Linked DNA regions of Mus musculus: all the other regions are linked to region 1. A link is a loop called in an ENCODE intact Hi-C map of the cell type or tissue named here. Cell type or tissue: left cerebral cortex. All regions are shown on one strand.

Region 1 (8,000 bases):
ATGAGTCATGTGTGTCTTCTTGGAGACCGTCTCCCTGGTTTATCTGCCTGCTTGCCTTGCCAGGTCCCTCCCAAAGGCTACTTCTCAGAGGAACCTATCAAACTTCGGGTAATTCAGGGAAAGGCTTTCTTTTCTCTCCATGTAGCCTAGGTTGTCTTGAAACACATTCTGTAGACCAGGCTGGCCTCTCTAACTCAGAGATCTGCCTGCCTCTGCTTCTCAAGTGCATGCTTAAAGATTAAAGGTGCATGCCTCCACACCCGGCTTTCTCTGAAATTTTAAATACTAGCTTCAGATTTTTCCACTAGATGCCAGGTTCCTCAGTGAGGACTATGCTCAGTCGCTTGTGTTATTCCCACAGTGGCACACAGTAACTGCTTCACTTGCTGTGGGTGACTAAGTAATGACTTGACTAATGCATTTCCTGCTAAGTGTGTCTCTTGAAGCCAGGGAGGCAGTCTGAGGTCCTTGGGCTGTGAGTGGCTAGACAAGGTGAATCATCCATCCCCTATATCACAGACTAAGACAAACAAGAAAACCAGCAGCGGATGGCCTTTGCTGCCAGTGGTCAGGACCATGTTCTCAGCTTGACCTCTCTGTCTTTGTCATCTGGGGCAGCAGCTCACTTGTTGCTTTCCTGAGGCAGTTTTTTCTTGAGGGGTTATTGATTCTGAATGGCCTTGCTCTTCCTGTCGCTGAGCAGTTTCCTCTGTTTAGTGCAGACATATCCTACAGTAGTGCTCCTAATATCCTTGAACACTCCTCCAAACATTCTACTGTTGACAGTCAGTAATAAAGAGTCTTACAATAATGTGTGTTATTGAAACATATTTTATTAATGGACAGCTTACTACAGTGTATCTCTAGGCCAGTGGAAGGGTACAGAGTGAAGGCATGAAAGCAGGACAGGGGTTTTATAATATTGACCTAAATAATAAATGATCTAAGATGATGATAATGGTTGGAAAGATGATAATAACTTCAAATAAGCCTATCCACCACCAGTTTAAAACAAATTAGAGCTGAAGCTAAAGTTAGAGGAACCTGTTTGTGCCCTTTAGAGATATGAGTTATCAAAGAGAAAATAATATTTAATATTTGAAAATGAGAGTTAATGAGATGGCTCAGCAGGTAAGGGCACCCACCACTAAACTTGATGACCTAATTTTGATCCCCAGGACCCACCGAGTACAATGAGAGAGTGATTCTATCGGATTGTACCCTGATCTCCATATGAGCACTGTGGCTCACATGCACACACATGTACTCCAAACAAATATAAATGCAACAAAAATTAAAAGGAAATAGTTAGCATGCTCACAAAATAACTTAAGATGTAATATGAAATGTAGAAGAAAAAAAAGGGAAGAAAATGAGTGTTACTAGTCATGATTAAAGGCCTTGGGTGAGTGAGATTTCTGAACACTGGTGAGCAAATGTAACTACCTTGGCAAGGAAAGCCCCTGCTCTGAGCATCCCATGCGTGTGCTTGCTTGTCTGGGTTTGTGTCACATGGATGCAGGCAGATGTGAACTGAAGGATGCAGGCAGATGTGAACTGCTTCCTGGCGTTCTACTCATCTTGTTTTTTTTTTTTTTTTTGAATGACCTTCTGCAACTTTTTCGTGTTTTCCAAAGTGAGAGGCCATGCAGTGCACAGGGATAGGGTGAAAGAGCCACCTTTAAAGCAAGGGGTGTGCCAGCTTTTATTTGAGGTCTTACCTACACTGACAGAAGTGTCACCCCAAAGAATGGCTCCGGTCTGTCATATGGAGAAAAGAGCAGTTTGGGAGGGGGTATTTCTGTCTTTCAAGCCTCCGGGATTGAGCTAGAAAGAAAAGCATGAATCATGTACATTTTATGTAAATACTGTAAAACAACCGATTCATTAATTGGGGGAGGGGTGCTGGGAACCAAGCCTTGCGCATACTGGGTAAGTACACTCCCTGTAACCTGCCTTCCAGTCCTGGCTTATTGTTAATTTTTAAAGTTAGCATCTTACTGTATAACTCAGGCTGGCCTTGAACTTGTTAGATAGCCCAGGATGGCTTCAAAGTCAAGATCCTTTGACTCTACCTTGCCCATGTCCAGCCAAAATAATGGTTTTTGTGGTTCATGCATTTAAAGATCTGACTATGGAGACATCCCAAAGAACTTTAAGTGTCTCCCATTCAGACAACAGTTATTAGTTCAGCCCATACTGTATTTGAGTTATAAAACTTTCCCTAAGAATCTACTTATTTGGTTCAAACATTATTTACTTTATTCATTTTACATGAAAATTTATTTAGAATTCTATTTCATAGTTCCAAGGTTTTAAAAAGTGGACTGCATAGAATATAATTAGACCCTATCTTAATGACTTCCGCCTACAACAGTACTAACTGGCTAATCTCTAATCTCTGAACAGAAAACGCCTTACATCTAATGACCCGCCGCTGACTACACAGCACATTTCTGTGATCTGAGAATCAGATAACCCTGATTAGTGGAACTGATTTGAAGGGAGAGTCAACACAACTTCAGTGGAGCTCTCAAAAGAAAAGCAATTGAGCTTTAATGAATGAGTTTCACAACTGCTATATCTCCTGGATGGCTTGGATCAAGTTTCTCAAGGACCCTGGTGATCTGAGACATGTGATCTAGGATTATATGAAGTAGTTCTGTACTCAGCATTTAACAGCTCTGCAGTATCTATTTAAGCAGGTGATTAGCACACCAAAGCCAGGTGTGAGCTTTAGGCTCACATGCTTACACTTGGGCTGAGGAAGGAGGATTGTCACAAGTTTGAGGCCACTCTGGGCTATGTAGTGAGGTTCAAGCCAGTCTGGACACAGACAGACAGACAGACAGACAGACAGACACACTCTCTCTCTCTCTTTCTCTCTCTCTCTCTCACACACACACAGGTCTAATACGCACACCTGCCTTTTATAAACACAAAAGCTTTCTACTTTAAGTCACACTGCTGTTGTCCATTCACTTCTTTCGAAACCTGTTTATGTGTCTCCTTACTGTTCCCACATTGGCAGTATGACAATAACATATCTTTAGTATGTCCTTGAAAATTCAAACAGCATAATTTAATTTCTAAATCATGCTTATGAAATATATTTTAACTCTATAACATTTCAGGTACAAGCTAAAATCCAAGTAGTAAATTTTTCCTTTTTGGTAGTAAATCTTAGAAACTGGTTTTAGCGAGGCTAGGTTTATGTCTATAATCCTAGTTCCCAGGAGGCCACACAAAATGTCTTCTCTTTTTGTTCCTTTTTAATTTTTTCATCCAACGCTGACCTTTACATTCATTACAGTGAATGTCTGTAATCATAGCACTCAGGAGCCCAAGGCAGGAGGATCATAGGTTGAAAGTGGTTCTTGGCTACCATGAGTTTGACATCATCCTGGACTCATGAGACTGAGTCTCTAAATAATAAAACAGAAACTACATCTAGGCTTAGTGTTCTGCCCAGCCTTTCTGGTCCTTGGCTCTAGGGCATGCATGGAAATCCATCTTTCTGCTAGTTTCACTGTTCAGTTTTGTCGGGGGCTGCCTCTCCTGATGATGGAGATAAAATGTCCACATGACAGAACTCTGTAAGAGAACTTCCTGAGCAGATAATCCACTGTAAATTTCTCTCTTGTTCACCCAGGAAAAGGTATCTTCTCTTAATGATGCTGTTACTTAGTTTAATTGCGTTATCACTTTCTCAATTCAATTATTTTTCATATACTATTGAAGCTATTAAAAACAGAAGGACACCGGTCCCGGAAAACTGGCTTTCAATTGGCATGCAGTGACACACTGGCATATGCGTTGGTATCTCCTGCAATACCCCAGAGCCAATATCCAAGTGGGAGACGTTCGAAAGTGGTGACCTGATGCACCTCCACATGCTAAACACCCATAAAGGAACCACAGTCGACCCTTAAGTGGTCCCCTTCTTTATTCTATTTAGAGTAATAGAGATTATTGTATCTATAAATGTGGGAAGCCACATGTGCCGTTGCAGAGTGGCGCTGGCTACTGCTGGCCACCATGCATAAGTTTGGACAAACAACCAATGTGTACATATGCAGTAAAGTTTTTTGCCAAGATACTGCCTGGCCCGGGCATGATAATGAGGTTTTGAGAGTATAGCCAATCAGATGTGAGACATGCAAATGAGGTATGATAATGAGACTCTGTGAGGTACTAAGAGAGAGTAACCAATCAGATGAGGAACATGCAAATGAGGTATAGTGCATAACCAATCTGGGTGTGAGACACGCCTCTCCTAGGCCTATATAAGCAGCACAAGTTCTGGGCTTGGGGTCTCTTTGCTTCTGCAATCAAGCTCTCCCAATAAACGTGTGCAGAAGGATCCTGTTGCAGCGTCATTCTTGCTGGTTGAGTCGGGCGCACGCAAGATATAAAGTATGTTCTCTATCTTTCACATAGCCTGCAGGGCATGTCTGTGCTGGGGCCATGGCATACTCAGAATTTCTAGCCCATTTTTCCAAACTAAAACCTATGTATAACTTTATTACATGATTCTGGAGACACCATTGAGTAAAGAGATGAGAGCTACTTCAGTAGGTGAAAGCAATCAGAACTAGAAGAACCTATCAGTAGATGAAGACAGGAATGCTTTAGTGGCAGTTAGGACAAAAGCTCTGAAGAAGTTGCCCGACTACCTACTAAGTGTGAAATCAAAAAACCCTGACTTCCACCTAGTGACGTCCATCTGCAAATGGAAATTGCCATATGATTGCCTTTTGAGGATGCTAGGAGCTAATCTGTGAGAAATAACTGATGTCCACATATGTACGTGCATATCTATGCAGTGTTAACTCTTTGTTATCTTCCTATCATGCAGTACTTTGATGCAGCTAGAAAAATTACACTGTATGTTTTGTGATTTGGCAAACACGGATTCTTCTATTTTTCCACGAATCTCAGCTGAGTTGATGTAGGGATGTGGCCGCTAGAGGTCCTTACAGACATCGCTTAGCCACAGTTGGGGCTGAAGGGTTAAAGGGGTTTCTGATCTTTTGTAAATAAAAGCTTCTTACTGAAGGCCTTATTACTACAACTCAGGGCACCCAAAACAGTGACTATCTTATTAATTCTCTCAAGTAGAGTGTAAGAAGTTTTGGAGGCAAGCCATTAGGACAGTCCTAGCAGCGCAAATGCCTCGGGGATGAGTTGGGGAGTGGGGACGAACTTGTAGGATAGATGCCCCCTCTCTGTTGGGGCGCAACTTCCAACAGTGCCCTAGTCTCTATCGCCAACTTCTCTGATGTTGGTGATCAATCACACTTGAAGTCTCTACGGTACAGGAGACCCTGCTCTCCACTCATGCTCCCTGCAGTGACAGTCTCTCAACCAGGGCACCCTGCTCTGCTCGGACCTGGAGCGGGGACGCACTGCAGACTGGCCCTGGAGGAATTAGATGACTGCAGCCATACACGACCCCAGCCCTGAGGCCCACGCTACCCCCACCTCTCAGCTCTCGGCTCCTCGGGCTCCCACTCGGAGGCCGGCGCTGTGCTTGGCCGCTGTTCAGCCCGCGCTCCCCGCTTTCCCCCTCCCCCTACTGCTCCGGGTCCCTGGAGGCTCAGCGGCTGTTGGAACTGGAGGTGGAGCCGAGCCCAGGGCCGCCTCGCAGGAGGGAAAGTTCAGCGGCAGCAGGGGAGCAGCGTAGCCGAGGGATCCGGCTCCGCTGTCTGCAGTGTTGCCTGGGGTAAGTCGGGGTCCCTACCCTGAGGGCTGGACGGGTGTGGCCCGCTATGTGCGGGCGTGTCGCTGCCGTTTTCCAGTCCGCGCCACTGCCCCCGACCTCGACCTCAGGGTGGCTCTCTGTCAGCCGGGAGGACGCCTGCACCGCTGGCTTCCAGAGACCACTGCTGTCCTAGGGCTGAGGACTCCGGAATCACTGCCCTCTGTAGCCCTTGCGAGGCGCGTGGAGGGATCGGTGTCTCTAGGTGGACGCGCGAGGGTCCCGTGCCGCACCCCACGGCCAGCTCAGCTTCTTCAGCGGTAATTGAGCCCCCAGCTGTTGGCTTACTCTCCAGAAACCCCACTTCAAAGTAGCCTTGGCATATGTGCGGGTGCCTCTAGTTTGCTGTTTTTGGATTGTATTTGCTGTGATGAAGAGGGTGGCCCGTGGGCAGCACGCTCCCCTGCATTGTGCCGCCGCGATGGTGACTCTCTGGATCCCAAGGGTCTTCACATCTGCATGTGACTGCATGCAGTTGTATGTGCCAGGGGCGGGGAGAAGCTCTTCCAGGGAATGGTCTAGGGGTGCAGTGGGGCATTCCGAGGGCTGGAGGAAAAGGAAAGCTGTGCTGGGCGAAGGCAAAGTTGTTTGTTTCCGCCACACTTCCTGCACCTGTACCCCTGTCGTCAGTGATTCTGAAGTTATGGAGGAAAAGACGTTAACACTATTGTACATATCCTCAGTGGACGCTAAAAATGAAGTAGTAATGAATGATCGGATGGCTGTATTTTGCAAAATCCATTTTTTATTCAGATTGCAACGACTTGGCACAGTTTTGACTTAAATGTCATTAAAGACAACTAACTACGATTCTATATTTATAAAGAATTTAAATATCTAGTAAACCCTAGCAATTCCACGGGGTTTATTGGATTGTGTTGACACTTTTTGTTCAAGAGAGCTCCAATTATTATGGTCCTTGAGCATTAATAAACTATGGGTTCTGCTGCGTGGAGAGAAGTCTAACAAACTTGGAAACAGAAGTGTAAGGCAGAGAGTAACTGGTTCTCTAGGCATAAAAGGTCACCTGAACACACAGAAGAGGGATTGCTGTAACAGAGGGATTATGTGTTGAGCTTCCAGAAAATATGAGATGGGCAATTCCCATTGTAGGAACCTAATACATATATGATCACTCCTCTGCATTGAATCAACTACCTAATGGATGTGTCCAATGTGCTTCACTAGGGTGAGCTCAGGAAGTGAGCTTCGTAGGGTGAAGAACAGCTATTAAAACAGCCTAAGACAAAATCATGAACGTACTTAAAGCACTGAGGTTTTCTTGTGTGATTAGTGTCTGAATAATTAGCACGGTGTAATTGTCAAGCTTGAACTTTGCAGATTGGGACACACCTGCTGTCACTCCAAATTACGAGATATTACTTTAATTTCTCTCCATCTTCTTGTCTCAGATCTCCTATATCTAGTTGCAAGCCATATTAGCGAGCTTCAAAGAAAAAAAATATCCATTGTTTAGATTCACCCATTTACATCATTGTGAGATTGTGTTTGCTGTTTCGGAGAACTGGCATCCAAGAGGTTCATCCTACTTTTTAGCTGCATGACCCAGGGCCAGTCACATATTAAATGGTTTCAAGATTCTTCATTTGATAACAATACTTGACAGAGTGAAATAACATTCTTTTCTAAGCACCCAGAGATACAGTAGACCCCTCCCAAATGCTATCCTTTGCCTCTCTTAAATACTTTTAGATATGCTTTGACACTTAAAGCATTAACAATAATAATTCCTTCTTTTATGTGATCTTTTGCTTGTTGATTCATGCTCCATCTATGCATCCATCCATGAGGTCATTACCACTGAAGACCATCGGATTTCCTGTATAATATTCCCTGCTTGGATGTTGGCTCTCTCGAGAATGGTAGTAGGCAGTGCTTCATGGGTTTCTTTGGGTTGAGAATCCATCATCAGGATTAGGGATGATGAAGTGGACTTCCCAGTCTCCCTGTTTCCCAGCTCTGTGCTAAATAAGATGATGCCACACCCAAAGAAGAAACAGTAAGCTGTGAGTGGCTGTTGCCTTTCTTGCTTACCCTGTGCCATTCAATGGCAAGCAGCAAGGACTTCCTACACCTTTACTGATTTGAAGCTTACAGTGCAATGAAGTTATTCTTCAGCTCACATCCTTCTTCGTGTACTCCTGATGAAGGGACCTTGGGACTGTAAATTATAGCCCTACCATATATTAAGGCTAACAGAGGTACTAAAGAGGCTGAG
Region 2 (8,000 bases), 490 kb after region 1:
ATACCTTATGGTTATGTAGTTTGGTGTTCTTGTGGAACTCCCAACAGTGAGACAGAGAGAGAGAGAGAGAGAGAGGGAGAGAGAGAGAGAGAGAGAGAGAGAGAGAGAGAGTTAGTTTGTGTGTGGTGGGGGGTATCTCTAACTCTTTTTTCCTGCTCTTGGGCTGCTTTTCCTCTTACTGGGTTATCTCATCCACCCAGGATATAAAGATTTGTGTCCAGTTTTATTGTATCTTGTTAGGCCTTATTTTGTGGTTATCCCTGAGTGACCCGGGTTTGTTTGTTTGTTTGTTTGTTTGTTTTAAGCAGTGGAGGAGTTGATCTTGGGGAGAAGGGAGGTGGGGGAAGAGACTAAAAGAAGTAGAGGGAAGTGAAACTTCTTTCAGGATATAATATATGACAGAATAATAAAAGTTTTTTAAAAATCCAGGTTGTAACTTATCATTATGGGAAAGTCAAGGCAGATACGTAAAGGTTCATATCCACAGTAAAGAAGAAAGAGGTGCATGGATCCTTTTTTGTTTGTTACTCAGCTAGCTTTCTCTGCATTTACAAAGTTCAGGGATCAGCCCATGAAATGGTGCCACCCACAATAGGCTGGGTATTCTTACATCATTAACAAACAAGACAATTCCCTGCAGACATGCCATAGGCCAACCCAGTTGTCTTACTTAGGGTTTCTTCTGTACAATGAAACACCATGACCAAAAAGCAAGTTGGGGAGGAAAGGATTACACTTCCATATTGCTGCTCCTTATTGAACAGAACAGAACAGAACAGAACAGAACAGAACAGAACAGAACAGAACAGAACAGAACAGAACAGAAATACAGACAGGGTAGGAGTTGATGTAAAAGCAAGCCATGGAGAAGTGTTGCTTATTGGCTTGCTCAGCCTGCTTCCTTATTCCCGGGACTATAGCCCAGAGATGGTACCACCCAAAATGGTCTGGACACTCCCGCCATGGTTACTAATTGAGAAAATGCTGGATCTCTTGGAGATACTTCTTCAACTGAGGCAATCCTTCCTCTCTGATGACTCGAGGTGTGTCAAGTTGACATACAAAACCAGTCAGTACATCAATGTGTATAATTCCTCATTGAGATTCTTTCTCCCAGCTGACTTTAGGTTATTTTATATCAACAATTAAAGTTAATCTTCACAATATTTTTGTGTATTTTATTATTCTTACCAAGAGGGTAGTTACTATTCCAATCTACATTGTATTCTTGCTCCCGAACCTTAATGGAGCTATCGGTTTAGAGCTTGCCCTTTGGAATGGGATTAAGGACTACAAACGCAGGTTTATAAAGAAATGGGACTATACACACTTGTATTCCTAGCACTTGAGAGGCTGAAGCAGAGGACACTATGTGGGTTCAAAGACAGCCTGAACTAAATGGTCTTCTTGAGTTCAAGGGCAGTCTGGACTCTATGATAGGCTCAAATCCAACAGAATGAGACTCTGAGTCAAAAATAAAAATCTTTTAAAACCAGGCAGTCCTGAGTTTTGATAAGCCAAAGCATCCAGAAGCAATTATTTTAGATTCTCAAATTCCTATGTTAAAAATCTACTTTTGAAGCATAAGCTGACAATATTATTATATATATTCACTGACGTACTTCCTACACATTAGTCTTCTATGTTTATCTTTCCAAGAGACACTGTGAGGTCATGTGGTGGGATTATATTGTTTTCTTCACAAGTCTTCCACGTGGGCACATCAGAAATTCAGTTCTCTTAGATAGTATTGGATATAATCAAGTAGAGTAGCCGAGACTGTGTTGGACCATTGTGTATGTGTTGACTTAGTTAGTTACTGTGCATAAGTTTTTGGTTGAATTGTAAATCTGAGATGTTCAAATATTAAGACTAATTTAAGAGTATCCTGGAAATAAAGCCTTATTCCCTTCTATGTGTGCTTTTCACAAGAGAGTATAACACCGGATATTTTAAATGGTAATGTGTATGGTCTCCCATACAAACAAGCTCATAAAAACTTTTGATTAACCATGTGTTCTATATTTTCAAGTGTGTATGCTTAGCTTACTTATATGATTTTTTGCTGATATTCATTGAGTATATTTGATGCGAAGAAAGACAAGCTATAGAAGAATTTGATTAATTTTGGCATTTGTTTGAAGGCTACCTTCTTTTGTATTATTTCTTCATTTGTAAGTTAACATGGTGTTCAGGAAAAATGTTTCTGGTGTCTAAGGTACAACTCAGTGGTAGAGAACTTTCTAGCAAGTGTATGATGCTGGGACTGATCCTCAGCACAGAAAAATGAAAGTGAAAAAGATAGTGATTCTGTCAGTATTCTCTTTAAATACTCAGAAATGGCCTTCATATTTCTATATTATAAATCTTCGGTTCAGTGATAAATCCACATATTCTTTTAAAAAAATAAAATAAAGTTTTGTTTGTAAATGTTTATAATAATGTAAAACTGTATTTTATATGTGTTCAATAAAAGGGCAATATCTCAGCACTTACAAAAGAGGGCAGGAAGGAAAGAAGAAAGAAATGAAATTGCAAATAAAATCCAACTCTTTCAGCTGATGTACCACAGATCACCTTCCATTATTAACCCCAGACCATAGGTTAATTCTTGAGTGTTTGTATGGTGAAATTCATACAGACATCAATCATTAGTACCTAATTACCAGGACTGATTGCTGAGGGGAGAACAAGTTCAAGGGCCATAAGGCAGCATGTGTTCCATAAAGCTTTCAAAATAGGCAACAAGGTGGCTCATCTTCATTGTTGTCTTGGTTAAGGTTTCATTGCTGTGAAGAGACATCATGACCAAGGCAATAGTTACAAAACAAAACAAAACAAACAAACAAAAAACATTTAATTTGGGGCTGGCTTACAGTGTCAGAAGTTCCGTCTACTATCATCATGGCAAGAAGCATGGAAGCTTGCATGCAGATGCTGTGCTGGAGGAGGTACAGCTAAGAGTTCTACATCTTGATCCACAGGCAACATAAGGAGACTGTCTGCCTCACTGGGCATAACTTGAGCATTATATATAAGACCTCAAAATCCACCTTCCAAGTGACACACTTCCTCCAACAAGGCCACACCTACCCCACTAAGGCCACATCCCCTAGTAGTGCCACTCCCTGTGGGCCAAGCATTCAAGCTTAAGTCTATGGGGACCATATCTATTCAAACCATCGCAACTGTCAACTTGTATAGAGTTAGAATCATTTAAGCCAGCAGATCGCAGCCTGTAAGTCATGACCCCCTGGGGGTTGTGTATTAGATATTTACATTATGATTCATAACAGTAACAAAATTACAGCTATGAAGTATCAACTAAATAGTTTTATGGTTGGAGGTCACCACACATGAGGAAATGCATTAAAGGGTTGCAGTATTAGGAAGGTTGAGAACCACTGATCTAGGTGAATGGTGAGGTAGTTTAGTTACATTATGAGTGTGCTAAGGAAAGGTCAGGGCATTTCCAGAGATGATTAATTATGGGAGGAAGATTCATCTTAAATGTTGGTGGTACCATCCTGTGGGCCGGGGCCCAGACAAGTTAAAGGTGAATATAACAAAAGCTGGTAGAACATCAATATCCCGTTTTTCCCACTTCCCTAACAGTGTGGACTTTTCCTCAGACACGTACTTCTACCTTCATAATGTTCTATCTAAATGCACATAGCCAAGCTACTATGGGCTGAACCCTCTGAAACAGTAAGCCAGAAATCATTTTTTTCCTGCCTTAAAATTTTTCCTGTCAAACAGTTGGATCACAGTGATGCGAAAATAATGAAGACAAAGCGTGAGACAGGACATAGAGAGCTGAAGAGAAGTCCAGGTTTGTGGTAAGGATAGCATTCCCCACAACACATACACATGAGGATATGGATACAAAGGAATGAAGAGAAATAGGAAAGAAGCAGATAAAAGGAGAGAGGAGAGGACAGACACTGCCAAATGCCTAAGAAAGTTACTCTGGGCACACCATCTGGAGGCCTTTTAACTTCAAATGAACAGCTGAAAGTATGTCTGCATTTGAAAGCCAGCCATTGAGACTAATGTTAGCTAGTGGCTAGAAAAGAGGAACATACTTACAAGGAAGCTAGAATGTTGTAGCTTCCAAAAAAGAAAGCGCAAAACCACAACTTGGAAGCCCCCAACGACCAGCAGAATGTAGGTTTTCATTCTAGGATTGGGCTTTTTATAAGATTCAAAATTGCCAAGGTCCTTTCCTCTCTCCAAAACTGGGTCTGGGAGCTTAAATTGTCCAGTACTGGGGAAAGGCATTCGACTAGCTCAGGTGAGGTCAAAGGCTCACACCTCCATTAATCACTATGACTGTGTAGGCTGCATCTTAGAATATAAACATAATGAATGCTCTTGGGCTCACCCTGTGCTATGAACGTTAAGTGGAACTAAAATGTGGTAGGTTCCAGAAAAAGGCAAACAGCTGAAAGCCGGATGCAGTGCCAGGAAATTTAATTCTACGTTAACTTTTACCTAAAATAGTGTAGCTCACAAGAGTATTTATGTAAGTATGTGAAATTGATGTGTTTAATGCTAAAATTAAAGCTGAGTGAATTTGATCAGAAAATGGTGCTTCCAGGCAAGAAGCTTTGAATGGGGATTTAAAGAACTTGGGGAGGACAGGCACAGCTGTTTCAGACTGGAGGAAGAACATGTACAAAGGTTAAAGGGTAGGGGTTGAGAGGAGTTGGCAGAGGGGGTGGACATGGTCAAAATACGTTGTCTGAAAAAATTTTTAATTAGAATAAGAAGCCCAATGTGAACAAGCCTCTCTGAGCAAGAACAACCATTTTGCCTGGCTTGTCCAATAAACTAAGCTTGGAGATTAAAGAGCTAATGAGTCAGACAAGAGGTGAGATATTTGTCACAGGCATACAGATGTTAAACAGCCTGGAAGAGAGGGGTGCAGAGGATAATTCTGTTCCCTCTCCCCACAGAAAAGGGGATTCCCCAGGGGAAAACCTCCAATGTCACAACACGCTGAAGATTTTCTATGACTTCAAGAAGTCCGGAGTTCCCTCTGTCACCACTGCCATGGCTACAGTGAAATTTCCCTTCTTGTCCCTTCTTAGAATTGGGAACAAAACACCTATGGAAGGAGTTACAGAGACAAAGTTTGGAGCTGAGACGAAAGGATGGACCATCTAGAGACTGCCATACCCGGGGATCCATCCCATAATCAGCCACCAAATGCAGACACCATTGCATACACCAGCAAGATTTTGCTGAAAGGACCCTGATATAGCTGTCTCTTATGAGGCTATGCCAGGGCCTGGCAAACACAGAAGTGGATGCTCACAGTCAGCTATTGGATGGATCACAGGGCCCCCAATGGAGGAGCTAGAGAAAGTACCCAAGGAGTTAAAGGGAACTGCAACCCTATAGGTGGAACAACAATATGAACTAACCAGTACCCCCCAGAGCTCGTGTCTCTAGCTGCATATATCAGAAGATGGCCTAGTTGGCCATCATTGGGAAGAGAGGCCCCTTGGTCTTGCAAACTTTATATGCCTCAGTATGGGGGAACGCCAGGGCCAAGAAGTGGGAGTAGGTGGGTAGGGGAGTGGGGGGGGGTCTGGGGGACTTTTGGGATAGCATTTGAAATGTAAATGAAGAAAATACCTAATTAAAAAAATAAATTAAAAAAAGAAAGAAAGAAAAAAACCTTAAAAGTTAGGAATATTTTGCTCATCGGACACAAGACACAGGAACGTAATCTGAAGGAACATAACTACCAGACCCAAAATACTTGATTAAGTGGCTAGGTGTGGACCACCCAATATGATGGCTTAAATTAATTGAAATTTACCAAAATTTAAATTCCAGAGTCAGTCAGCCAGAGACAGTCCAGTGGTTGGGACAGAGCCCAAAGCCATTTCTTCAGCCTCATCTTTCTCCCTGTTCCCCTAGTCCCTACCCATCACCCCCTCCCTCAATCCAGGTTCTGTCAACATCCCACCATCCCACTCAGGATGAGAATAACAACCCGGCAGTGCCTAGATGGCTTTGGTTAAGTGATCACCTTCCCCCATCTTCCCCCCTCCCACTGCCACCTCCCCACCTCTAGCCCCTGTGACTTGGAGGCCAACAGTGGGGAGTAACCAAACCAGCCCAGTCAGTCAACAGGTTCTCCAGTGCAGGACTGAGGATTAAAAAGAAAAAAGACAATTAGACAGCATTGTAGCATGACCCCAGCCAGTTCTGTGTTGGAAGCACGTTTATTTTTTCCCAATCTGATTTTAATACCATTTTAATTGCATGCAAATAATAAGGTCAAACAGTAAAATAAACACAAATAGTCAAGGAACACGAAAGGCAATAAACAAGGCCCCATGATCACTGTCATGATCACTGTTTCTAAGGGCTTATCAGAATGACCACGATATCTGAACCTACTTCTCTGTCCTAGCCCAAAGTCAGATTCTTGCCGGAAACCTACCTCTTTCTTGAAGCCTAAAATTAGATTCCTGCCTGAGCTTACTTCCTTGTCCTTGGTCAATGTCAGATTCCTGCTAAGTGGCCCCCCAAAGCTCTCCACAGAGGAGGAGAAATGCTGGTTACAGCCCAGACGATGCATTCAGGTTGATTCCAGCAATCAAGAGGCTGAGACAGGTGGATCTCTGTGACTTTAAAACAAACCTGATTCACATACTGAGTTCCAGACCAGCCAGGGCTACATAAGTAAAACACTTTCAAAACACAGTTTAAATGAGACACACAGGACCCCAACTGCCACCACACAATGCAGTGTGGGAAAAATAAGACATCCAGAAACATGGCCACTACATTGCCTTACCCAGAAACCTGCCCTCCACTGGATGGCATGGGTGGGCCATACACCTAGAGGCACACCCAGAGGCACAGGCAGAGGAGGTCACATGGTCCATCTAGAGCCAGACCCACTATAAAGAGAAATGGAACTAGAGAGTCAAGGGGAGAGAGAAATTACCTGGTATGTGTAGCCAGCCTGGCCACCCAAGGCCATGGTGAAGTCCCAGCCTTTGCTGCACTGAGGGCCATGTCTGTGTCCTCAGACCTGTCATGGATATGCAGCAGTAAGAGTCACTGTGTCAATGTCTATGGCTCATAATACCATGGGGATGTCCCTGGTCTGTACTGCTGCCTAGGACTATGTACATGTCCAAGGGTTATGCAAAACTGTCCCTGCCCCTCACTGGCCATAGCATTCTGGAGAGCTGACCCCATTTCTCACCTGTGATAGTGGGCCCTCCACCTGGCCTAGGCAGCACAGTGAAGCTGGCCTTGGTGGCAGGGGCACTGGTAAACCAGCACTGAAAGTATGAGCGTGGGAGAGCCAACCCTGCTACTCATTTGTTGTATGGTGCCATGGGTACAGAGGTGATGCCCCCACTACCACCTCAAGCAGTTGGAAGAGCTGGCCCCAGGGTCTCAAGAGTGGGAGAGCTGGCCCCACCACTGTCTTCCTTCAGGTAGAGTGGGTGTGGGGGTGATGCCTTCCCTTCTTTTGCACCTCATCATCTTCAATAGTCAGAAGAGCTGACCTTGAGGTCATGAGAGCAGGAGAGCTAGCTCTGCTCCTCATTGGCTGTAGCCGTCATTAGAGCAGGCCCTAAACCTCGACTGGCCATCCTAATGGAACTGGCCCTGATAGCAAAGCCACAGGTGAGCCAGCCCTGAGGATGTGAGAGCCTAAGAGTGGGAGAGCTGGCCCATCCCCCTCATCAGCTGCAGCACTTGAGAGAGTTGGGCCCCTACCTTAGCTGGGCAGCACAAAGGAGCTGGCTCTGGAGTCATGTGTGCAGATGAGATGGCCCTGAAGGCACGGGAGCAGGGGAGTAGCCTCTGCTTCCTGCCAATGATGGCACTGGGTAGTCTAGACAGAGTAGTGCTGGAGAGCTTGTGATGGTGGTATGGATTGGGAGAGCTGGCAAGCTGACCAGATCAGTTACCACCCAGGCCCAGATCCAGGGCTTTGAATTAGCCTACCCCAAAATGTA
Region 3 (8,000 bases), 750 kb after region 1:
GTATATGGTTTGGTTGGAGTAGCAGACACGTACTATGATGGTTCTAACGATATGATTCCTATTGGAATAAAAGTAGGGACATATGGCAACCTACTGAAGGCACATAATCAGTTAGGCTGGAAAAGGAGAGTACCCAGACAGTGGCAGAAGCTGTTTGGAGACAGTCTCTGCAGAGGACAAAGGAGAAGGACTTGGGGCAGATGCTGAAACATGCTAACATATGTTCTTACTGATTGAAAATGAGGTTCTTTGTTTACTGGTCTTAGAAGAGCAGTATGAAGTCAGTGCAGGTAAGCTGAGAAGAGAAGTCTGGGGAATGTCTGTTCCCAAACGTGTTCATGGCGACAGATTGCAAGAAGTATTAATTCTGGGGGCTGCTCAGCCAAAACACCTTTAAAGTATGCTTAGGACATGCCAGTTTGTCCTTCTATGTTCTCTCTTTCTTCTTTCTGTTCTCAAGAATGTACTAGGGCTTACGCAAGCATACCAGTGGTGGGGAATTCTCAGATGGCAGATCAACAGGCTCAAAGTAACCAGGATCATTTAAGTTCTGAATCATCTGTCTAATTTGCATAGAAAATATTTTGATTAGGCCAGTGTGCGTGTGCCTCTGTGTGTGTGTGCATGCCTGTGAGTTGTGTTCATGTGGGACGTGCATTTGGCATAGTAGTTGAGTCAGAGGACAACTCTGTGGAGTTTGTTTTTTTCCCACTTTTATGTGGATTCTGAGAGCAAATTTAGGTCATCAGGCTTGTGTGACCTGTGTCTTTACCCCATAGGTCATCTTGCTGGTCCTTGACTTTTGAAACATTCTACATGTGAGATCATACAATATTGTTGTTTTGTTCTTGTCTTATTTTACTTAGCAAAATGTTCTTCATATTTATTCAATTGCAAATAGCAGGATTTTGCTTTTTGATGTATCATATTTCATTATGTACATATATATCTCACTTTCCCCCTCGACTTAAGTCTCCAGATATCAGTATCTTGGGTATTTTGAATAACTGTGTGAAAACTTTGGGTGTTTGGGTGTTGTTTAATTAACTGGCTGTCCTTGGGCTGTGTACTTGGATTAGCGGATCACATGTTCATCCCATTTCTATGTTTGTAGGAGTCTCCATTCTCTTTTTCATAACGTCTTACACTTCTAGCAGCAATGTACAGAGGACCTATTTTTCCCTGCATCCTCTCCAACACATCTTTGCCTCTTTCGTAATAGTCTTTCTAGCAGGTATGAGGCGGTGTCTCCTAGGGGTTTAACTCCCCCGCTCCCAAATTATGAGTCTCTCAGTTACTTTGTTTTTGCTGTGATGAGGCACAGTGACCTGGGCATCCTACAGAAGGAAGGGTTTATTTGGAGTTTGCTTATGGTTTCAGGTGGGACGAGTCCATGATCATCCTGGCACGGTAGCTTGGCAGCAGGCAGACAGGCATGGTGTAGCTATAGCTGAGGGCGTTATCCTGATGCAGAGGCACGAGCAAGGGAGAGACACATTGGAAATTGTGTGGAGTTTTGAAACCTCCAAGCCTGCGATGAAGCACCTCCTCCAGTAAGGCCCCTAAGCCTTCCCAAATGTTGCCAGCAGCTGGGAAGCAAATAATCAAACATGAGCTTACTGGGGCCATTCTCATTCAAACCACAGCTAGTGATGCGAAACATAGTCTCCTGTGCAGTTGGCTAAGTCTGTCCTCCCCTAAGCTATTGAGACATGTCTGTTCAGAGGCTGCCCGTTAAAAAAGCCGTTGCTTGTTTTCTTGGTATTGAATTATTTAAGTTATATTTACTTATCAGATGTTCGCTTCACAAATATTTTCTCCTATTATGTAGGTTGTCTCTTTATTCTGTTGACCGTTTCCTTTGCTGCACAGCAGTTGAGTTTGTTTCTCAGATGGATGTGGTCCTGATTTTTTCTTGAAATTCTTTTTGAGATTTTTATATATGACTGCTGTATTTAATTAATTTTTTTATGCCTTCATCTCCGTCTTTCAGTTCCTTCTGAGTCCCCAAATTCCCTTTCATTTTCATGACCTCTTTTCTCTTAATTAGTATTGTTACATACATATATACATATATGTATATATTCATATGTATATAGAAACGCAGTGTGCTGAGCTCATTTGTTGGCCCCTTCACTCGTGGTGTGTGTGTGTGTGTGTGAGTGAATGTGTGTGAGGGCTGGTTATTTGGGATTGGATTATCAGGGGCTTGTCTCTGAGTCTCTTAAGAAGGCCTCTCTCCCTTGCTCATGTCTTTGCAGCCTTTTTTTTTCTTTGCCTGTGCTTTTGGTGTTTCACACAAGAAAAATAAATAGCCAGTATCAGTGTCAAGAAGCAATTTTCCTTATGCCGTTCTCTAGTTGTTTTATAGTTTTGGCTATTTAAGACAGTTTATTTGCTTGGGTTGATCCAAAATATTTTTTTAAATAATAATAGACTGTTAAATGAGTTATGATATGTTTGCTGCCTCCTTTAAAGACCTGGAATATAATGTAAATCACCCTGGCCACTGACACCTTGGCACTCTACTTTGGGCCTTTGTCACTAGGACAGGATGATAACCATCTCTTTCAAGGTAAAATGTTGGGTATATGTTGGAGTGGTTTTTTGTTGTTGTTGTTTGTTTGTTTGTTTTGTTGTTGTTTGTCATTTTGTTTTGTTTTTGTTTTACAGACAGGGTTTCAGTGTGCACCCCTGGCAAATACGGTATTGGTTATATCGACCAGGATGTCCCGAGACTCACAGGGATCTCCCTGGCTCTGGTTTCTAAGTGCTTGCATTCAAGGCATGCACAATCACACCTGGCTACTTATAGGGGTTTTATTCATTGTTGGGAGATAATTTAAGTAGGGCCATCATAAAGTGGCTTGAAGTTTGGTGGGGCAGTAGGGTTCTGGGTAGCCAGTGGTCACCACTTCCTTTGCCTGTTCACAGCAGATCACAGGTGAGGATGGCGCTTGTGGTGGGGACTGAAGCAGTCCTGGGCGGAGTGGAAAACCACATGAGGAGTCTTCAGTTCCTTCTGGGGTCATCTTTGATCTAGAGGCATGTGAGGCCTAGTGCTTGTGAGCAGTGGATGGTGAGGTTGTGAGGTTGTGAGGACGTTGTAATCTGATTAAAGAGACTTAATAGAAACATTTTAGATTTTCCTTCGAACCTGAGAAATCTTTCCCCTGAAAATCTTTAGGAAGGAGTTTATTTCTGTTCATGCTGAGTACTCTTTAATAGTTAGACAACACTGCCCCCTGGTGGACAGAGTCTGCGATGCTTTCAGTGGCACTTCCCCAGCTGTGAGGCACCATTTCAGTTTCTTGCTGGCAGCTTTCTCCCACTTAGATCTGAGATGAGGGTGGGGTGTGGAGGGAGACAGAGTGAGCATCTTTGTGTTCTGTTTAAGTTAACTTGGAGGTTTAGGAAATTTCCATTCATTCCTTAGTCTCATTAGGACATCATGGAATAAAGGTTTAAAATTTTCTTTTTCTTTTTTTTTTCTCTTTCTTTTTTTTTTTTTTAATTAGGTATTTTCCTCGTTTACATTTTCAATGCTATCCCAAAGGTCCCCCATACCCACCCCCACAATCCCCTACCCACCCACTCCCCCTTTTTGGCCCTGGCGTTCCCCTGTACTGGGGCATATAAAGTTTGCAAGTCCAATGGGCCTCTCTTTGCAGTGATGGCCGACTAGGCCATCTTTTGATACATATGCAGCTAAAGACAAGAGCTCCCGGGTACTGGTTAGTTCATATTGTTGTTCCACCTATAGGGTTGCAGTTCCCTTTAGCTCCTTGGGTAATTTCTCTAGCTCCTCCATTGGGGGCCGTGTGACCCATCCAATAGCTGACTGTGATCATCCACTTCTGTGTTTGCTAGGCCCCGGCATAGTCTCACAAGAGACAGCTATATCTGGGTCCTTTCAGCGAAATCTTGCTAGTGTATGCAATGGTGTCAGCATTTGGAAGCTGATTATGGGATGGATCCCTGCATATGGCAATCACTAGATGGTCCATCCTTTCATCACAGCTCCAAATTTTGTCTCTGTAACTCCTTCTATGGGTGTTTTGTTCCCATTTCTAAGAAAGGATAAAGTGTCCACACTTTGGTCTTCGTTCTTCTTGAATTTCATGCATTTGGCAAGTTGTATCTTATATCTTGGGTATCCTAAGTTTCTGGGCTATTATCCACTTATCAGTGAGTACATATTGTGCGAGTTCCTTTGTGATTGGGTTACTTCACTCAGGATGATACCCTCCAGGTCCATCCATTTGCCTAGGAATTTCATAAATTCATTTTTTTAAATAGCTGAGTAGTATTCCATTGTGTAAATGTACCACATTTTCTGTATCCATTCCTCTGTTGAGGAAAATACTCAGATTTAAAAGGTGAGAGACATGAATGATCTCTCCTAAGTGAGCTAAGATGAACTAAGATGGTGTGAAACAAGAACTGGAGTGTTACTGGCATTCTCTACTGTAAGTCTTTGAAAAGCTTCTGAAGAAACACAAATTGACGTAGAAATAGATTCTGTGGAAGTTTCTCAACCGGTACTTGTTAACTGATATATTTTTGTGTGTGTTTGTGTATATATGTGTGTGTGTGTAAAATTTTGGGGTCCAGCCTGATTTCTCTGTCCCAATTAATTACTGACCTTTGTTTACATCCATATTTGTGCATCTGTAATCTATATATCTAAACATTAATCTGTGACATACACCTTATAATTCTAAATATCTATACATTTATTTCTACCTATCTGTAATGTACACATCACCTATACAGTAATCTTTGACATGCATCTTATAATTCTACATGTCTATACATTGATCTGTGATGTACATCTTTATCATTCTAAAGCTATAAAATGCTATCTGGGAATCTAGGAAGCAAAGGTCACACCTCCATCTTCTGCACGATTAGACTAAAATGTGCCCAGCTGTAAAGCTTCTGTCAGGGACTCTGGTACCTTGCACAGGGCTCTTCAGCCCTCAGGATGAGCTGATACGGTTCTTCCTCGGATGAGGTCACTCAGACTTAACCCTGGCTAAGTCACTACCTCAGGTCACACGGCATCTACGTTACTATCTCACTTCATTTAGCATCTGCGTCATGCTGTTGGCATGGCTGTGCAAATGTGAATTTAGGAGCTGAGTTTTCTCACCAAGTCCTGTAGCCTTCCAGAAAAGCACAGCTTAAAACAGTTCTCTAACTCAAGGTTCTGTGTCTCCTGGAGCGTTGGGGAACGAGGCTAGAGTGGAAGTTCCTGCTTCCGTCCCCAGGGAGCCAGAACTACCTTCTATCTGATTTGCTTACTGAACTTCTACACTAAATACCATGTGAAGGAACTTAGTTTTTTAACCTGTTAAGATAAAGCCAAAAACCTTTCGGATATTGACATATAGCAGTATGTGTGGTATCCCCTCTTATTTTTCTTTTGGAAGGGGAAGTATATGTGTATAGCCCAAAGCATTGGATTATTTAGTACAGATTACTTTCAGTTATTAGCATTCTAGAGCGGATGACAGGGCTATTAAAGGGGAAAACAAAGTCTTCATGGGACATTCTTTTCTTAAGGGCCAAGACCTGGGTGTTCTTTGTCCCTTATACTTGGAACACCCATCCCTCCACTTTTCCTTGTATAACTTTCAGAACTCCAAGTTAGAAGCTATGGTTTCAACTTGCAGTGCTGCCAAATTGGAAATTTCTTGAAAACGAATACAAAATAACTAGGAAGCAAGTATTGACGCTCATTGTACTCACTACTAAATAAGCTCTGTCTTTGTTATTGTTATTCCTGTGCTAGTCAGAGACTGAGGTACCTAGACATTTATTAAGCTGATGGTATTAATGAGACTATGGCCATAAAATTTTACTATATGAGGAACTTGGCATTATATTATTCATAAATATTTCTGTTGCCTAAAATGGAACCTTGAGATTTGATAGAAGTAGCACATTGCAAAACAAAACAAAATACCTTGGGTGGCTTCTTTTTTTTTTTTTTTCCCTTAAGGCTGACATTGCTGTGTAACTCAGGCTGGTCTTAAGGTCACTGTAAAGTTCAGGCTTGCCTTAAACTCATCATGATTCTGCTTTAGTTTTCCAAGTACTGACATTCCATGTGTGTGAGTAGGAAAAATCAGCTTAGTGTTTACCTTTCTGATGGTGGGTGGCTAATTATTTCAAATTTGGGCCTTTTAGTTATCCTTGGAAGAACTGCCCTGGTGAATTTTGAGTCAATCATAGTTAAATAGAATTAAACATTGAGGTGTTGTTTTAAATTTTTAATTAAAGGAAAATGAGACTTTTTAAATGTGGCGACATGTTTTCCACAGTTTGTTGGGAACTGAAATACGTAGTTTGGATTCCTATATGTGTCTAGTTTAAAAGAAAAGAAGGACCAATTAGTTATTAAATAAAGATACTAGGGCTGGAGAGATGGCTCAGTGGTTAAGAGCACTGACTGCTCTTCTGGAGGCCATGAATACAATTCCCAGCAACCACATGGTAGCTCACAACCATCTGTAATGGATTCTGATACCCTCTGCTGGTGTGTCTGTGGACAGTTACAGTGTACTCATATACATGAAATAAATGAATAAATAAATCTAAAAACAGATCTAGGGATGAGCTATCTTCTGAGGATGATAGGGATGATCAGGGAAACCCCTAAGGGCCCTGAAATGATACAAGTTGTATCAGGGCCTGCTGCTGTCAGTTGCCCACCAGAACCAGAAGCTAGGATACCATTGCCAAAGATACTGCATACTTGGTTTCAGAACAGAAAAATCAGGTTGGAAACGAGCTGGAAGCTTCTCTGTTGCCTATATTTTGTGGTCCCTGAAGGAAGGTGCTATTCAGTTTGCTAGGGGGTCGGGTGGGGTGGGGTTGTCATCAGTAGTCTTCCTTAGCTGTGGACCCTGAGTGCTACACTCTCAGCACTGGACTTGTGGAGAGGCACAACACTGACATGATTGTTAGAGAGTAGACAACAACTTTCTAGTTGGATTTGTGGCTTTCTAAATAGCAGGGAATTGACATCTCAGACTGAAGTCAAACTCTGAAGTCAAAAACCTGTGGCTGAGGAAGTCATAGGCCCGAAGGGGGAACTTACTGAATGGACTTGTCAAACTGCCTTCTAAGTATTTATCGTCATGTCCATAGATGAGTGATGCTGAAAGCCTTGGTCACTATAGCTTCTCTTTTGAAGTGGGTGGCAGTTTCTGCAGGAACCCATAACTAAGAACAAATAACTGCTCAGCCTTAACTGGGTAGTGTTCATCATCCCCTCCAAGGGAACAACACAGAAGAGGCAGAAAAAAAAATATAGCTAGAGGACGGAGAGGGATCCCGGGGGCTGCTGTCTTTTGAGCATGGCAAGGACGCCCTCTTGAACGCTCAGTATCTGTGATTGCCTGCATAAGGTCTACTGGCAGCTCAAGGTTGATGCAGGAAGCGGGGAGGGGAATTCTTTAGTGGTGTAGGCACTTATAAGTTGTCCGTGCTCCTATCTAGAGACTTACTGTTAAAGTTATTGGGTTGGGAACAGAAAGGGGATCAGTGAATCAGGAGGGGACTAAACAGGCATGGCAGGGGATGAACATAACCGAAATATGTTCAATGCTTGTATGAAAATGTCATCTGTTGTTATGTATAGGTAATACATGGCTATGAAAATAACAACAAAAGGAAAGGATCTTCAACACACTCAATTTCTACAAGTATGTTGGGTCTGCTGCCTATCCCTCACTGCTAAATCTTGGCTCACAAGAAGCTAGTAAATTAACAAACAAGGCCACATTCATAGGGACTATTTTGTTGCATGTTGTTTTACATGCTACCCTCCTTTAGCTCCAGAAGGTGACCGTGCTACCAGGCCCCACTGGGATTCCCTTGACTCTTCGGATAAAAGACACAGACATACAGTTGCTCAACCACAACTTGCCCTCTGGCACAATTGCTGGGTGCTACCATCTCCTGCTTGGGAAAGCATGCCCTTACTAATT

The links. A loop is a pair of places that touch in the nucleus more often than their neighbours do. Peaks named below come from ENCODE experiments on the same cell type or tissue, not always from the same donor. Only the 100,000 strongest peaks of a DNase experiment are listed, where the experiment ranks them.
Region 2: it touches region 1 in a loop (2.7-fold over the local background); 10 of 42 quality-filtered maps call a loop at or near these places.
Region 3: a loop joins it to region 1, with 7 times the contacts of the local background. A loop is called at or near these places in 22 of 42 quality-filtered maps.

The regions. Positions count from the first base shown.
Region 1 is chr8:68,732,751-68,740,750 of GRCm38, reverse strand. Csgalnact1 (chondroitin sulfate N-acetylgalactosaminyltransferase 1) reads left to right here and starts at 5,605. Exons shown (of 10, transcript NM_172753.5): 1 at 5,605-5,725. In left cerebral cortex, a CTCF peak has its summit at 4,972; DNase peaks (open chromatin) are centred at 4,985, 5,559, 6,269 and 6,477; H3K4me3 peaks cover 2,241 bases; H3K27ac peaks cover 1,399 bases.
Region 2 is chr8:68,244,134-68,252,133 of GRCm38, reverse strand. No RefSeq gene overlaps it. Among named protein-coding and RNA genes, the nearest start is that of Sh2d4a, 28 kb to the left of the region's middle. In left cerebral cortex, no CTCF peak of the experiment used is centred here; DNase peaks (open chromatin) are centred at 4,090 and 4,464; H3K27ac peaks cover 265 bases.
Region 3 is chr8:67,981,953-67,989,952 of GRCm38, reverse strand. All of the region lies in intron 4 of Gm15991 (a long non-coding RNA gene), which reads right to left. It also overlaps a transcript of Psd3 not described here. Among named protein-coding and RNA genes, the nearest start is that of Psd3, 11 kb to the right of the region's middle. In left cerebral cortex, a CTCF peak has its summit at 3,251 (motif pointing left); a DNase peak (open chromatin) is centred at 3,267.